2 separate regions of the Homo sapiens genome follow, and region 2 is linked to region 1. Evidence: chromatin loops called from intact Hi-C (ENCODE). Cell type or tissue: ascending aorta. All regions are shown on one strand.

Region 1 (8,000 bases):
TCTCAGGAACTTCAAAGCTCTTAAGGAAATTAACGAAAATGCAAGCCTTTTTGTGATGAGAAGCATACCAAGAGCCGAAGGAGAGGGTGAATAATACCAGTGTATGTTTCAGTTAGGATGATTTCAAAAGCAGGTATGAAATATTCTCCTCCAAGTAGCTTGTCCAATGGGGTTGCTACGGTTTCAACAATAAGAGGCGTGGAGGAAGGCAGTCAAGAGATGGCTTGAGGGCCCAGCAGAGTCATTGAAGACCTAGAATATCTCCATTCGTTTGCTCAATCATTCTTGCCATATTGGCTTTTTATCCTTAGGCATTTGTCTTCATGGTTGCAATACAGCTGCTGCAGCCCCAACCATCACACCTTCATAAAGTACTAACCAAAGACAGGAAGACCAGGGAATGGGTAAGAGGCCTCCTAATTCATCTCAATTTATATCATGGAGAACAAAATAACTTTTGTCAGAAGCAGTAGAAAGGTATCCTTTAATAATTTTTTGGGCAGAACTGGTCTGTGGACACCAATACTTATAGAAATGGCTGGAGAGTGCGTGTCTGACATCTTCAGTTTCGATAATAGATGGTGGCCTTCCCCATAGAGAAAAATAAATGGTGGAAAGACCGGGGGAACATTCTAAGGACATGAAGAAGAGAACAAATTCAGAAAAGGAAGAGTTTCATAATGTGTTGACTTGAGAGATGGTTATTCATGGATACTCAGGAGAGTCATAGGGACATTCCAAGAGGGGAAAAACTAGAAGGAGGTCTGTGGGTACAAGTATCCCTAAGGGAAGATTAAACTTTGGAAGTAACAACAGAAAAACACTGGAACGAGGGGGATACATTTGGAGAAGACAAATGGAGCAAAATTACCATAGATTCGAACACTTAGAATCTGGGGATTTCAATGTTTTTGGCCAGAGGCAGTGGCCTCCATATGGAATCAGACCCCATAAGGAATCTGGAGCTCGTGTGTTTTTCCTTGTGATTTTTTTGGGGGGACCATATACCATTTCCAGCATTTAAATATTGAGAGCCACCTCACGGGCTTCTCTTGGAAAACTGGAAGATCTGGCAAGTCTGAGCTCATGCCCTTCACAGCAGCAATTGGCTGACACTAGACAGTAGCCGCCACCCATTGAAATGGGCCTGCCCGCTCCCATTCCTCAGGACACTCCCGCATCCAGCTTCCCTCACCTAGAGTCCCTGCCTGGCCTCTGGAGGCATGAGGGGTGTGGCCCCAGGTTAGGCAAAGGGGCAGCTGTTGACCCTCTGCAGGTGAATTTCCAGGAGCAGACAGAACTTCAGGTTGATTTTGGGTCACACCTGCTGGAGCCAACATGGGGCCAGAAAATCGAGGAGTCAGGTGCCTGTGGTCGTCGTCCCTCCCTGTCGCCTGCGTGGGTATAGGTCTCCGCAGGAGTCTACAGGTTTCGTTGTGTTTAACTCAAAAGCCAGTCAAAGCTGTGAGGGTCATGTTGTCCCTAGGCCCCCGTTCCTTTCTTTTATAATATAAATTTGCTCATTTTAAATCCTTTAGTTGAGCATCAGGGAAGGCATGAACAGGCATCCCCTAGTGACTCTCCAGCAACAGCAGATTCATCCAAATCTTTCAGCCATCGGCTCCTGGATATGCCTCCACGGCTGCTCTGAGGAACTGAAAATCTCTTAGGGAATTCAGCAAAAATGCAGACCTTAGAATATTTTTTGCCTCGTCTTTAAATAATGAGGTTTAAAAATCAGCCTATGTTATTTCCAAATTTTAAGGAGTACACATGCAAAAAAAATTTAATCAAACAAAGAATCACAGAAGCAATCTGATACATGTCTTTTGGGGGGATTAAAGGAAATATGTACAGTTGGGATTCTTGTGTGAATAAATGAGAGGCCTGGGCATGGGCCCGGTGGCTCACACCTGTAATGCCAACATTTTGGGAGGCCGAGGGGGGCCGATTGTTTGAGTCCAGAAGTTCAAGACCTGCTTGGGCAACATGGTAAAATCCAATCTCTACCAAAAATACGAAAAAATTTGCTGAGTAGAGTGGTATGTGCCTGTAGTCCCAACAACTCAGGAGGCTGAGGCGGGAGGATTGCTTGAGCCCAGGAAGCAGAGGTTACAATGAGTCAAGATGGTGCCACTGCACTCCAGCCTGGGTGACCGTGTCTCAGAGAAACAAAAAACAAAGAAAGAAAAAGAAAAGAAAAAAGAAACAGAAAAAGAAAAGAAATAGGAACTGTAAGTTATATTGCTAAGAACATAAGGGTCTTTATGAGCTCGCACACCTTATTAACTCTCACAACCCCTATATTAAAGGCATTTCTGGGCTCTGAGACCTACCTCTTTCCAAAGTGTGGGTGGGACACATCTTTACCTTGTAGCATAGATTCACCTGAGAATGTAAATGGCCCGTAAGGATTATAAGCTTTGATCCTGAAATGTATTTGCCAATTGCTTGTTGTGTTTACCAGCTGTCTCTGTTTAATGGGGAGTCCATAAGCATCTCTAAAGCGAATGCACGTGGTAAGCCCATTTCTAGATTTGTTTCTAAGTCCTGAATCTTTACTCCTATCTACTCCTACAGATATTCTGAGCAAGGGCCTTTTTGCTGCATGCCCCAATCCCTGTGAACACTGAGATAGTCTGCACATCCTGAGTAATCCATTTTGAAATGGTCTGGTATATACTAGGTGCTCAATAAAAATAAGGTATTGTTATTATTAATAGTACATTCTTCATTATTTCGCCGAACACATATTAATTAAACACTCACTCTGTTACCAGGCCCTGTGAGCAAAAGGGGAGAGAAGACAATTTACTGAGGCTAAAGTTAACCATCCCAGATTTCATCACCCACATTTCATGGCTTAGGGAAGAATAAGGTAAACTCCCTTCTCCAAATCTTCTTTGATCTTAAGCATATAGCCTTAACATCTGGAACTTACATTTAATAGGTTCAATTGTGGAGTTACACGATGATGGATTCTCATTTTTTCTGTTTGGAATTGGAGACGAAGCAATCATCACCAGGTGATTTACCTTGGCGAGAAAGTTGAAGAATTGACACTACAGTACGCTGCCACCAGGTGGCAGTCAATGCCTTTATCTTAGAGCTCGAACCACTAGCCGACCTCAGCATTACTAGTTCCAGTTTATGAGGAATATCAATAGTGTGAATATGTGATTAGTAATATTATGAATTGTAGGAATGTTATACTGTGGTTTACCATATCATAGACTTTTTAGGCACGTTATCCACGTTTAATCTTCACAGCAGCTTTGCGAAATAGTGTTATTTCCATTTCGTTAACAAAGAAGGGAAGGTTCCTAGGTTGACTGAGCTGCTGGAGGCCACACGAATCTTAGGTTGTGGACTTAAAACCACCAGACCCTCGATCCTGTCCTCATTCTATTCCACTTAGAGTTTTCGGAGTGCTGTTAATTTTCAACATTTTATTTAATATAATTTATTTAAGTAATTGAACTTAATATCAGAAAGCTATATGTTTAAGAGTATATATTATTTTTTTTCCATTTGACACCAGCCTGGGTGACATAGTGAGACCCCCCATCTCTACAAAACAAAGTAATTAAAAATTAGCTGGGCGTAGTAGTGGGGGCCTGTGGTCCTAAGCACTCGGGAGGCTGGGACAGGAGGATCACTTGAGCCTGGGAGGTCGAGGATTCAGTGAGCCATGATTGCACTCCAGCCTGGGTGACGGAGCAAGACTGTGTCTCAAAAAAAAAATCACAGAATAAAGATATACCTTGTAGAGTTCAGTACTTATTATGGGTTGAATTGTACTCCATACAAGATGCTGAAGAATTAACCCTCAGTACATGTCAATGTGACTTTACCTGGAAACAGGGTCTATGCCAGTGTTATGGGCTGAATGTGACCTCCTAAAATTTATATGTTAAAGCTCCTCATTTCTAATGTGATGGTGGTAGGAAGTGGGGCCTTTGGAAGGTGGTCAGGTCATGAGGGCGGAGCCGACATGACGGGTGTTAGTGCCCTAATGAGAAGATATATGAGAGACATGATCTAGCTCTCCACCACGTGAGGACATAGGAAAGAAGGATCTGTCTGCAAATCAGGAAGTCTTAGTAAGTTCTTACCAGGAACTGAATCAGCCAGCACCTTGATCTTGGACTTCCAGCTTCCAGAACTGTGAGAAATGAACATTTGTTGTTTTAGCCACCCGGTCTAGGACATTTATTCTAGCAGCCTGGACTGAGGCAGCAGATGATCAAGTTAAAATAAGGTCACTAGGCTGGGCCCTAATCCAGTATGATTGGCATCTCTACCAAAAGGGAACATTTATTCACAGAGACCGGCATGCACACAGGAAGAGCGCCCTGTGAAACTGGAGTTCTGCTGCCGCAAGCAAAGTGACCACTGGAAGCTGGTAGAGAGGTAGGGAGTATATCCTTCCCTAGCACCTGCCTGCAGAGGGAATGTGGCCCCACGGCCTTGATACTGGATTTCCAGCCGCCAGAATGGTGAGGCAAGGAACTTCTGTGGTTTCAAGACCCCCAGTTTGTGGGGCTTTATTAGGCCAAGTCTATTGATGACTCTATTTGTAAGGGCAAGTCTGTTGATGCCTCTATTTCTAATTTTAGCGGTGCAGCCTTTAGAGACGATGCATTTCACATAATTAGTATACCCAGGAGAAAATTATTCTTTGATTTTATGTTTGTTCCCTGCCAAAGGGACTAAAATATCCCCTTGAGAGATCAGCCATAAAATTTCCACCCTTTCTTGCCTCCTTTCTCTGCCTCCTTGCTCCTTTCTTCCTTCCTTCTCTTCCTCCTTCCTTTCCTTATGTTACAGTCTCGCCAATGCACCTTTTCACCTTCTGCTTTGGCTCCAATGAGAGGAGAGATTTTTTCTCCCTTTTCTTACCTCTGAGTTTGGATATTCCCACACCCCTCCCACCAGCATACATCCAGTCACTCCACACCAGAGCTGTCATTTAAAGATGGTCCCCGCAGATCCGGGAAGAGCAGAGGCTGTTACTTGCATGTTTGGGGCTCTGAGAAGGTGGAGGACGACCCCCCTGCTAGCAGAGAGCTTTGCCTTCAGTCACTCTTCATTTCCATGGATTGCTGGAGAGAACCCTGTTCCCTGTCTCCTATGGTTCCTCTCCACTGATGAGGTCAAGAGCCAAAAAAAGAGGATTAAGCTGTACCTGTGCTGAAAACATATATTAAGAAAACACTTCTGGAGGCTGGGCATGGTGGCTTATGCCTGTAACCCCAGCACTTTGGGAGGCCAAGGCGGGAGGATCACTTGAGGTCAGGAGTTCGAGACCAGCCTGGCCAACATGGCGAAACCCCGTCTCTACTAAAAATACAAAAATTAGCTGGGCATGGTGGCACATGCCTGTAATCCCAGCTACTCGGGAGGCTGAAGTGGTAGGATCACTTGAACCTAGGAGGTGGAGTTTACAGTGAGCCCAGATGGTGCCACTGCACTCCAGCCTGGGTGACAGAGGGAGACATTTTCTAAAAAAAAAAAAACCTTCTGGGAATTTGTTTTCCCGTGAAGAAAAAGGGCACTTTTCCCTGTAATCTCAGAGAAGAATAAACTTTTCTCCTCCCAATCTGTGTCCAGGTGAGTGAGTGTTGGATATGAATCAACATTTGAATATGCCATCTCCACTTCAGACATCATAACAATGCCTACGGTTCTCCATAAACTTTGACAATCTGATTATATTAGTTTCCTGTGCTTCCAAAACAAATGACCACAATCTGAATTGCTGTCTTAGTCTGCACAGGCTGCTAAACAAAACACAACGGACTCGGTGGACAAAGCAACAGAAATTTATTTCCTCACACTTCTGGAGGCTGAGGATCTGAGATCAAGGTGCCAGCATGGGCGGGTTCTGCTGAAGGCTCTCTTCCTGGCTTATAGATGGTGCCTTCTCACTGTATCCTCACGTGGGGATAAGAGGGCATGGGAGAGGGGAGAAAGAGAGAGAGAGAGAGGAGAAAGAGAGAAGCTTCCTTTTCTCTTTCTCTTATGAGACCACAGTCTTAATCTTCCTCTTATAAAACCACAGTTCTGCCTGATTAGGGCCCCACCCCTGTGGCCCCATTTAAGCTGAATTCTTTAATTACCTTCTAAAGACCCTACCTCCATGTACAGTCACATTGGGGGCTTCAACACATACATTTTGTGGGAGACACAGTTCAGTCCATAGCAGGGCTTAAAGCACCGGAAATGTATTCTTTCACAGCTCTGGAAGTTAGAGTCCCACATCTCCATGTCAGCAGGCCACGCTCTCTCTGCAGGCTCTAGGGGAGCCCCTCCTCACCTTTTCCAGCCCATAGCACTCCTGGGTTTCCTTGGCTGGTGGCTGCGTCGCTCCCGTCTCCGCCTCCATCCTCACCTGGCCTTCTTTTCTGAGGGTCGGTGTCTGTGAGTGTCCTCCTCTTGTAATGACACCAGTTCTATTGGGTTTATGGCCCACCCTAATCCTGCATGACCTCATATTAACTAATTACATCTGCAAAGACCCTATGTCCACTCAGGGGCACATTCTGGGGTTCCCAGTGGATGTGGATTTTTAGACGGCTTTGTTTCACTTAGGATGCTGATCACGCAAAGCCGAGTCATAGGAGTTAGCCACGGGAAAAGCTACTCTAGAGCTTTCACCACCATGCCCTTGAAACTCAACATATTAAAGAAGCTTTTATGAAAGACCTTTTGTATTAGTCCGTTTTCACGCTGCTGATAAAGACATACCCAAAACCGGGCAATTTATAAAAGAAAGAGGTTTAACGGACTCACAGTTCCATGTGGCTGGGAAGGCCTCACAATCATGGCAGAAGGTGAAAGTCGTGTCTCACATGGTGGCAGACAAGAGAAGAGAACTTGTGCAGGAAAACTCCCCTTTATAAAACCTTCAGATCATGTGAGACTTATTCACCATCATGAGAACAGCACAGGAAAGAGCTGCCCCCAGGATTCCATTACCTTCCACTGGGTCCCTCCCATGACATGTGGGAATTGTGGGAGCTGCAATTCAAGATGAGATTTGGGTGGGGACACAGCCAAACCATATCACCTTTAAATTAATATATAGTCATTTAAATTTCATGGGTCAGGCACGGTGGCTCACACCTGTAATTCCAGCACTTTGAGAGGCCAAGGTGGTCAGATCACTCGAGATTAGGAGTTCATGACCAGTCTGGCCAACATGCTGAAACCCCATTTCTACTAAAAAAAAAAAAAAAAAAAGCCAGGCGTGGCAGTGTACACCTGTAATCCCAGCTACTCGGGAGGCTGAGGCAGGAGAATCACGTGAGCCTGGGGGACAGAGGTCACAGTGAGCTGAGATCATGTCACTGCACTCCAGCCTGGACAACGGGGCCAGACTCCATCTCAAAAAAATAAAATTAAAAATAAATAAATTTTCTGACAATTATCCATGTATTTATCTAAACACCTCCTGAGTGTGTTTCTAATTTTAGTGGTGCAGACTTTAGAGATGATCCATTTCACATAATTAGTATACACAAGAGAAAATCATTCTTTGATTTTATCTTTGCTCCCTGCCAAAGGCGCTAAAATATTCCCTTGAGAGATCACCCATAGAATTCCCCGTCTTTCTTCTGTCCTTTCTCTTTCTTTGCCTCTTTTCTCTTTCCTTTTTTCCTTCCTTTTCTTCTTCCTTCTGTTCCTTACAGTATGTTTTCCTTCTTTCTTCTTTGCTTAATCACCTAAGGAATAGGTAACTCTTCAAAGCCAGATGAAATTCCTTTCTTTATAGTTTTTTTTTCTTTCTGTTCTATTTTCCCTTTCTGTTCTATTTTTCCTTTGAGTTGTACAAACGAATAATTTCTTTCAAGTTAATATTTTGCCTACTTAGAAGACAAGCCTGGAACATATTTTTCTACTTGTCAAAAATCTTATTTTAAATATCTGACTAGGTAGACAATAAATGTCACCTGGTCTAGATAACGAATCACTTCTTAAAAAAGAGCCTCACCTTG
Region 2 (8,000 bases), 140 kb after region 1:
AATATGAAGAAGTAGAACACCTTTGTTGCTCCGTAGGACCTCTCTGTCTGGCAGTGGACACAGGGCTTGTGAGTCCTGCATAATGAGATCATATACGATGGACTGCCCTGAGGATCAGACAGATACTTCACTCACATTTCCATGGCTCTTGAAGGAGAACTTCCAACTTGATGGATTTTATTACTGCCCTGGATTTGACAGGTCCCCTGTTGGTGGGGAATTGAAAAGGAGCATTTCCTGCCTTTCCTAAGTCCCTCCACAGTCTATGGGCCCTATGCTCACACAGACCCCCATGGAAACCCACCCACAGTCTGCACTCCCCCGTTCCCAGCTGCACAGACAGATCAACATGCAGAAACAGATGCACACAATGATGCCAAACTCAGGTTCCAACCACGTATCAAGAAAGATGAGAAATTCTGAAATAGTATCCTGAATCTGCTATGCATGGGTTTTTCAAAAGAAATAATACTTTTTTTTCACAATTATTGAAATCTTTTATTTGCTTTAAGACTTTAGAAGCTTTGAGAGGTGAGGAAGAAAGATTCTTGGAGGTGTATTATCTTTGAAAAATCAATTGTGCTGTTACCTCTATTCCCTCCAAAGGGAGAGAAAGTGCCCATCTTCTTATCCCAAACCCCCCAAAGGAAGAGGATCCAACAGGGCGGGCTATTTGTAGGCATTAAGATGCAACCCCTATGACTGGGGGAGATGGTGGCCTGAGTATGATTTTCCAGGGCAGTGAAAGGGAGATGTGCCTATAAAAGCTTAGCTCTGGGGAGCAACCCTGGGCTTTCAGATTTTCCCAAGACCAGAGACACAGGTATGTTTTATCTCTAAGCAAGGCAAGTGATACAATCTACAAAGACATTGGCACAAAAGTTGAAGGCATTTTAATTTTTAGCATCAAAGAATAAAATAAAACAAAGCGAAGAGCACATGAAAAGAATAGTCACCTTTTCTTTGGAAATGAAGCTGATGAGAATATCAGAAGGAACATGCATTGCTCAGTAAGTTGTTTTCCTGCAAAGGTTCCTAATCATCTCAACAAATCATAGTTCTATTAATTTGAAATTGATGTAAAGTTGGAGGAAGAATCAGGTCTAGGAATACGTGTGTGTGTGTTCACTTTTTCTTATAAATGCCTCCAGAAAGATACAGCTCAGCAGGACATCCAAGATGATTGCTTATGTAAAAATTCTAATCCAACTTGTATTAGGCCATTCTTGCATTGCTATAAAGAAATACCCAAGATTGGGTAATTTATAAAGAAAAGAGGTTTAATTGTCTCACACTTCTGCAGGCTGTACAGGAAGCATAGCTCTGGCATTAGCATCTGCAGAGGCCTCAGGACGCTTGCAATCATGGCAGAAGGTGAAGTGGGAGCAGGGTTTTACATGGTGAAAGCAGGAGCAAGAGAGTTGGCAGGGGGAGGTGCCATACACTTTTAAATGAGCAGATCTCCTGAGAACTCACTATCATGAAAACAGCACCAAGCCATGTGGGATCCACACCCATGACCCAAAAACCTCCCACCAGGCCCCACCTCTAGCACTGAGGATTACAATTCAACATGAGATCTGGGTGGGGACGAACATCCAAAATATCTCACAATTATTATATACTGGGTCAAGTACAGTATATGAGGTTTACCAAGAGAAGTTTGGCTAAAAGTGTCAATATCTCACTAGATAAAAATCTCAGGCTTCAAGGGGCAGTGCGTTGAAAAGAAAAGCCTTATTAAGATATAATTCAGTCTCTACTGAAAATACAAAAACTAGCTGGGCGTGGTGGTGCCCGCCTATAATCCCAGCTACTTGGGAGGCTGAGAGGCAGGAGAATTGTTTGAACCCAGGAGGCAGAGATTGCAGTGAGCCGAGATCCTGCCACTGCACTCCAGCCTGGGGACAGAGCCAGACTCTGTCTAAAGAAAAAAAAAAGATATAATTCACATAACATGCAATTCATTGCAATGCAATTGGCTTTTAGTATATCCACAGAGTTATGCATTCATCACATGACCAATTTTAGAACATTTTCATTACCCTAAAATTAAACCCCACATCATTTAGCTGTTGATGCAGGATTTTTCTCTGCCCACTTTGCCAGACTCGTGGAAGGGATGCCCATCTACTCAGTCTGCCATGCTCAACCCTCTGCAGAAGGGAACAAGTGAGTGAGCAACAACGAGATCTGGCTGACTGCTTTGGGCGTCAACACAGGAGCAAGCTCTGAGTGAGACCTGGGGCCAGTCCAGGCATGTCACCTTCAGGGGAATGTGGCAGCGCCCAGGTGAGGGTGCCCATGACCCTGAAGCCTGAGAGGAGGTGTTGCAGAGCTCCTTTAGTTCAGCCGTCCACAGGGTGTTAGCAGCTCAGTTGGCCCCTTGCCTCATCCATGGGGTGGTTGCCCTCTGCCAGCAAAGGCAAAGGGCTTGTGTGACAGCCTTTCTGGGTACCCACACTCAGTGGGTCCTGAGCTCTTGTCTGACATCCAAGAAGAATGAAGTCATGCAGACAATTGAAGGATGGTGGAGGTGCAGAATTTTATTGAGTGAAGAAAACAGCTCTCAGTGGAGAGGGAAGCTGGAGAGGGGACAGGAAGGGCAGGTCGTCTTCCCTGAAGTCAGGTTGTCCCTTCCCCAAAGTCAGGTTGTCTCTTCCCTAAAGTCAGGCCATCTCCTTCCCTGAAGTCAGGCCATATTCTCCTCTACTGACTGAGTCTGGGAACTTTATAGGCACAGGATGGGGAGTGTGTGCTGATTGGTTTGTGAGTATGCAAAAAAGGTTAAAGTGAAGACACCATCCAAAGGTTGGCATGATAGTGTAGAAAACCAATTAGGCAAGGGTAGCTATATGTAAAATAGGTGAAGGGTGGGCATGAATCAGAGGAAAGTGTGCCAAACAGGAAGACAAGTTCTCAATCCAGTCCAAGGATTTAACTTGTAGCCTGGCTTTCAGGCTTTCAACTGTCTTCGGCTTGGAGATGGGGTCATGGGCTCCCACCCCTGTCTGTCTGGGCATTTGGCTGCCTCCTGCTGCTATCACTGTCACTCCCAATCTTCTCATTCACTCATCACTCCTGCCCTAAATAACCATTAATCTACATTTTTCTCTAGATTTGCCTAATCTGGATCTTTCATACACATGGAATCATATAATAAGTAATTTTTTGTGACTGGCTTCTCTCACTTAGTGTAATAATTTAAAGATTCTTTCCTGTAGCATAAATCAGTGTTTCATTCCTTTTTATTGCTAGGTAATATTTAACTGTATGGATATACAATTTTATGTATCTTTCAGCTGATAGGCATTTGGGCTATTTCCACACTTTGGCGATCATGAGCAATTCTGCTGTGAATATTTATGTCCAAGGTTTTGTGTGGATACATGTTTTCATTTCTATTGGGACATAAACAACTCTTTTAACTTCTTGAAGGACTTCCAGGCTCTTCCAAAGTAACTGCAGCTCAAAAACATGCAGGGCTTTGTTTTTGTCACTGCTGGATCCCCAGTGTCTAGAACAGAGCTTGACACATTACAAGCCTCACAACACATGACTTGAGTAAAACAAGTAAATTCCACATCTTGTATTCCTGAACACTAACATGTAATATCAACATTTTTCATGCATTCTCTTGGAAATTTAAGCAAGAATTGCACAAGGGATTTTGAAAACTAAACACTTCTCATTTTAAAATGGAAATAAATACCTACCTTCCAATAGAGTTATTACAAGGCTGAAATGTGGTTATATACATGAAAGCGGCTTGAAAATTACCAAGTATTATAGAAATGCCAGTTGCTGTTACTATTTTTATTCAAGTTGTTTTTGTTAGGATTATCACTCTTCCTGTTCACAGTCCAGAACCAGACTCAAAGGCACTGAGTCACTTCCACAGTTATATTTGTTCCCTTAGTGTTTCTTGGCAGTGGGGTATGCAGCTATATTGGTAATATTTGCTCAGTTTATTCATACTGATCGCATGCATAATATAGATTGCCCTAAGACCACTCTCCTTGGGGGCTGATATTTGCCAGTCTCCCCTCCAAATCTATTCCTAACCCTAGTGCACCCTGCACTACTCTAACCTGTAGGCTGACCTTTTCATATCGCAGCACCTGGCTTCCTCTGCTCTCTGGCTTCTGGTTAGATTTTCTGATTGGAGACGCTGGGTTTTCAGGGTCAAAAGAAGAGAGAAGTCAAGAGATTTATTACCCTCCCTCTCTCCCTGCTCTCCAAGACTTGGCATCGTCTGTGTTCCTTTTATGGAGGCCACAGCTTCCATGGCTTCAAATGCCAAGGTCTTCTTAATGCCAAAGCTCCTGTGTGGTGTGGCAACTGTCCCCTCCTCTTGTTCGTTTGGTTGGAGTAGTGGTACGGAGTTAGTGTAATGGCTTCCCACTGTTGCTAGGACCTGGGTGCAGTGCCATCTCCCATTTATTTAATGTTGTCCAATCTATTGAAGTACTATCTTTATTAAATTTATTAAATTCAGTCCCATTTTGAGTGTACCATGTGTTTCCTGTGAGGACCCAACTAATAAACTAATAATAATAATAATAATAACTAACACTTACTTTGCACTCTTTACATGCCAGGTTCTACGGGGTGCATTCACACACAAGCTGGTTCACTTTGTCCTCACAGTGACTGAACGAGATTGGCACTCTTTCTGTAATTCCCATTTTGCAGATGAAGAAACTGATCCTCAGAGAGCACCCCTGACTCCCACCAGGTCATACAGCTAGTAGCTAGCAGAACCAGCGTTTAAACCTCCTTGGCTTGCATATAGGATCCATGCTTCAGCCCATCTGTGGGGTTCCAAGTTATGACATGAGAATGGCTCAGGCTGGTGACTTTCCTAAGCAAAATGTTGGCAGTGGGATCCATGACACTATTTAGCTTTTATTATTCATCATTAATTGTAAGAGTGCATGTTCAATGTCACTAGCTGAGGTTCTCAAGCTTGCACAGGGAGACTTTCAATTAATCCACTAAAAAAGCTCTTTGTGCCACAACTAATGCATGCCTATTAATGTGTGATTACTGTAGAAGGCCCAGTGTTCTTTGTCTGAGACGATGTGAAACTGACCAGGAGCGGGGATGATTTAGACACAATCAGAGTGCATTACACAAGCTCATTTTCACGTTAATAGGAACAATAAAAGGCTTCTCACCATATTTACACCCAGGCCTTCTCATATTTTAGAATAAAAGCAGGTTATAAAAGAAGTTGTTCTACACAGCACATTTACTATTTTCCAGAGCTATCTGCAGCTTCCTGCAGTGCTGGCAGAATGCAAATAGCCCCCATAATTTGTTAGGGATTTTTAAAATACATGTGCAGTAAATTAGATTGATTAGTAGCTTTATTAAATTGTATGAGTCACAATTTTAGGATTTAATAACAATGCTCACATATTAAGAAATTGTTCTTTGCAAGGAACTGTTCTAACATATATATATATATATATATATATATATATATATATATATATATATATGCCTTAACTACTTCCATCCCATAATAATCTTATCATGTAGGTCATATTTTCAGCCCCATTTCACAGACAAGGAAACTGAGGCACAAAGGTGTTATTTAGCTGGGATACAGATGTACCACTAGGAGACGAGCACAGGTTTATGAGACAGACTTCAATATCCAGGCTCCTACCCTTTATGCAAATCTCCCATTAGGGCTTCCACTCACTTTATAGATATCATTTTTTTTTCAATTTGGCTACGCAAAAACTTCTGGACTCATGAGCCTGAAGGGTGAATTGAGCTGTGATTTCTCTCAAATGTGTAAGTGAAGTAACTCAGGAATGGAAAACCAAATACCGTATGTTCTCACTTATAAGTGAGAGCTAAGCTATGAGGATGCAAAGGCATAAGGATGACATAAGGACTTTGGGGACTCAGGGAACATCGGGAGGTGGAGTGAGGGATACAAGACTACATATTGGGTGCTGTGTACACTGCTAGGGTGACGGGTGCACTAAAAGCTCAGAAATTACCACCAAAGAACTTATCCATGTAACTAAACAAAAAAAATATCTATCAGTTTTTTAGTCTTATGAGCCTGCCTCTGGCTGCAGTTTCGTTGCCTTGCTATAATTTGACAGGCAATGCCATTTTTGTTAATTCCTAAATGGCTGGTAATTGGGATATTAATTCTTACTTTAGCCTGATGGTTATTTGCGTGTTTGGACATTTATTTTCCTTATCATTTCTACTTATAGTTCATGAATATTAGAGAATGCCTGGCCTTTTAATAGTTGAATTTTTAAATTCTTTATTTGAGATAAACACTATAATAAAGTTTTCTAAGTGTTAAAAAAACCCAACACAGAGGTACTGTCTTGAGTGAACATTCTCTGGCTCTCAGCATGCAGTGTACAGACCAGGAGCACACTGGCCAGCAGATGTCAGGAGTTCCTCATGGAAACCTAGGCTCTGGGCTCCGGACTGAATTCCGTGGGAGAGTAACAATAAACAGCTGGCCTGTGAAGCCCCTCTCCTCAAGGCCAAATCTCCCTCACATGACCCCAAGATACGATCAGGTACTTGGAGTTCTAGAAACACAACTAAGCCTAACCGGATCAAAGACAGGGCCTACAGCAGTGATGGAAATACTAAATAGTGGTTATATTTTTGTATCTTCCATGACTTGCATCTGATGAGCCCTAAATGTCTCAGGGAGGATGGCTTATAAATGCCGGGTGAGACAAATGACTCTCATGCTTTGCTTTTATGACTAAATTATAGTAAAAACAATCGACTCTGCAGGACTCCAGTTCCTACTTTTTCCTATTTGACCATTGTTCTGTTTCGATTACGAAAAGGTTAATGGTGATGGAGATATGTGTGACGATGCCAGTTACCATGTATTGAGTGCTCGCTAGGGGTTAATTGCACGTTGAACAAATATGAGTAGTTTCTATTTAATCCTATAGCAGTTCCTCATATATTTATTGTAAACAATTAAAAATACAGTGATATGGTTTGGCTCTGGGTTCTCACCCAAATGTCATCCCAAATTGTAATCCCCACATGTCAAGGGAAGGAGGTGATTGGATCATGAGGCTGGTTTCCCCATGCTGTTCTCATGATAGTGAGCGAGTTCTCATGAGATCTGGTGGTTTTATAAATGGCAGTTTTCCTGCACTCACACTTCTCTCTCCTGCCACCATGTGAAGAAAGTCCTTGCTTCCCCTTCGCCTTCCGCCATGAGCGTAAGTTTCCTGAGGCCTCCCCAGCCATGTGGAACTGAGTCAATTAAACCTCTTTCCTTTATAAATAACCCAGTCTCAGGTAGTATCTTTACGGTAGTGTGAAAACAGACTAATAGACATAGATTTAAAAACATAAAGCAGAATACATATAGAAGCATATAATCAATGTCACCCAAAATAACCACCTTTTGAGGCTAAACCATTTAGGTGCAAGCACATTGAGAATCATTCTATCTTCTCAATGATTTTAAACTTTTATAAAGTCTCTTTATCTCTAGTTGTACATTTTATCTTAAAGACTAATTTGTCAGATATTTTTCTGGACACAAAATCTTTCTTCGGTATGGCTTGCATAGTCTAATTTTTTCAATCTTCCTCTGTCTCTGTTTGAAGTGAATCTCCTATAAATATACATTTATTTTAATCCAAAGAGATGCTTATATTTGTTTTGTTAGATTCAGTCTCCTTATACGTAATGCAATTCTTAATATATTTGGGCTGTCAGCTTACTCTGCTTTTGTTTTTCAGTTTGTCTTGCCTGTTTTGTCTTTTCTTATTCCAAATTAGAAAATGTTTATTTACATATTTTCCCTATGAATTAGGAAATTATAAATAATATTACTCTTTCTAAGGGATTATCTTAAAGATTGCAATATGGATAACTGACATATTAAAGGTTACATTAATTGTGGCTTTTCTTCTTTTCCAGGAAAAAGCAAAAATCTTAGAATTGTTTAACTTCATTTATGCACTTTTTGAATT

What was found. A loop is a pair of places that touch in the nucleus more often than their neighbours do. Peaks named below come from ENCODE experiments on the same cell type or tissue, not always from the same donor. Only the 100,000 strongest peaks of a DNase experiment are listed, where the experiment ranks them.
Region 2: it touches region 1 in a loop (5-fold over the local background); 3 of 110 quality-filtered maps call a loop at or near these places.

The regions. Positions count from the first base shown.
Region 1 is chr12:128,064,690-128,072,689 of GRCh38, reverse strand. LOC105370071 (a long non-coding RNA gene) reads left to right here. Exons shown (of 3, transcript XR_945534.2): 3 at 7-436. Among named protein-coding and RNA genes, the nearest start is that of LINC02441, 42 kb to the right of the region's middle. In ascending aorta, a CTCF peak has its summit at 3,080 (motif pointing right); no DNase peak of the experiment used is centred here; H3K27ac peaks cover 367 bases.
Region 2 is chr12:127,924,634-127,932,633 of GRCh38, reverse strand. The region is part of intron 3 of LINC00508 (long intergenic non-protein coding RNA 508); the gene reads left to right. The region is part of intron 1 of LINC00507 (long intergenic non-protein coding RNA 507); the gene reads right to left. Among named protein-coding and RNA genes, the nearest start is that of LINC00507, 13 kb to the right of the region's middle. In ascending aorta, a CTCF peak has its summit at 6,431 (motif pointing right); a DNase peak (open chromatin) is centred at 6,443; H3K4me3 peaks cover 415 bases; H3K27ac peaks cover 3,309 bases.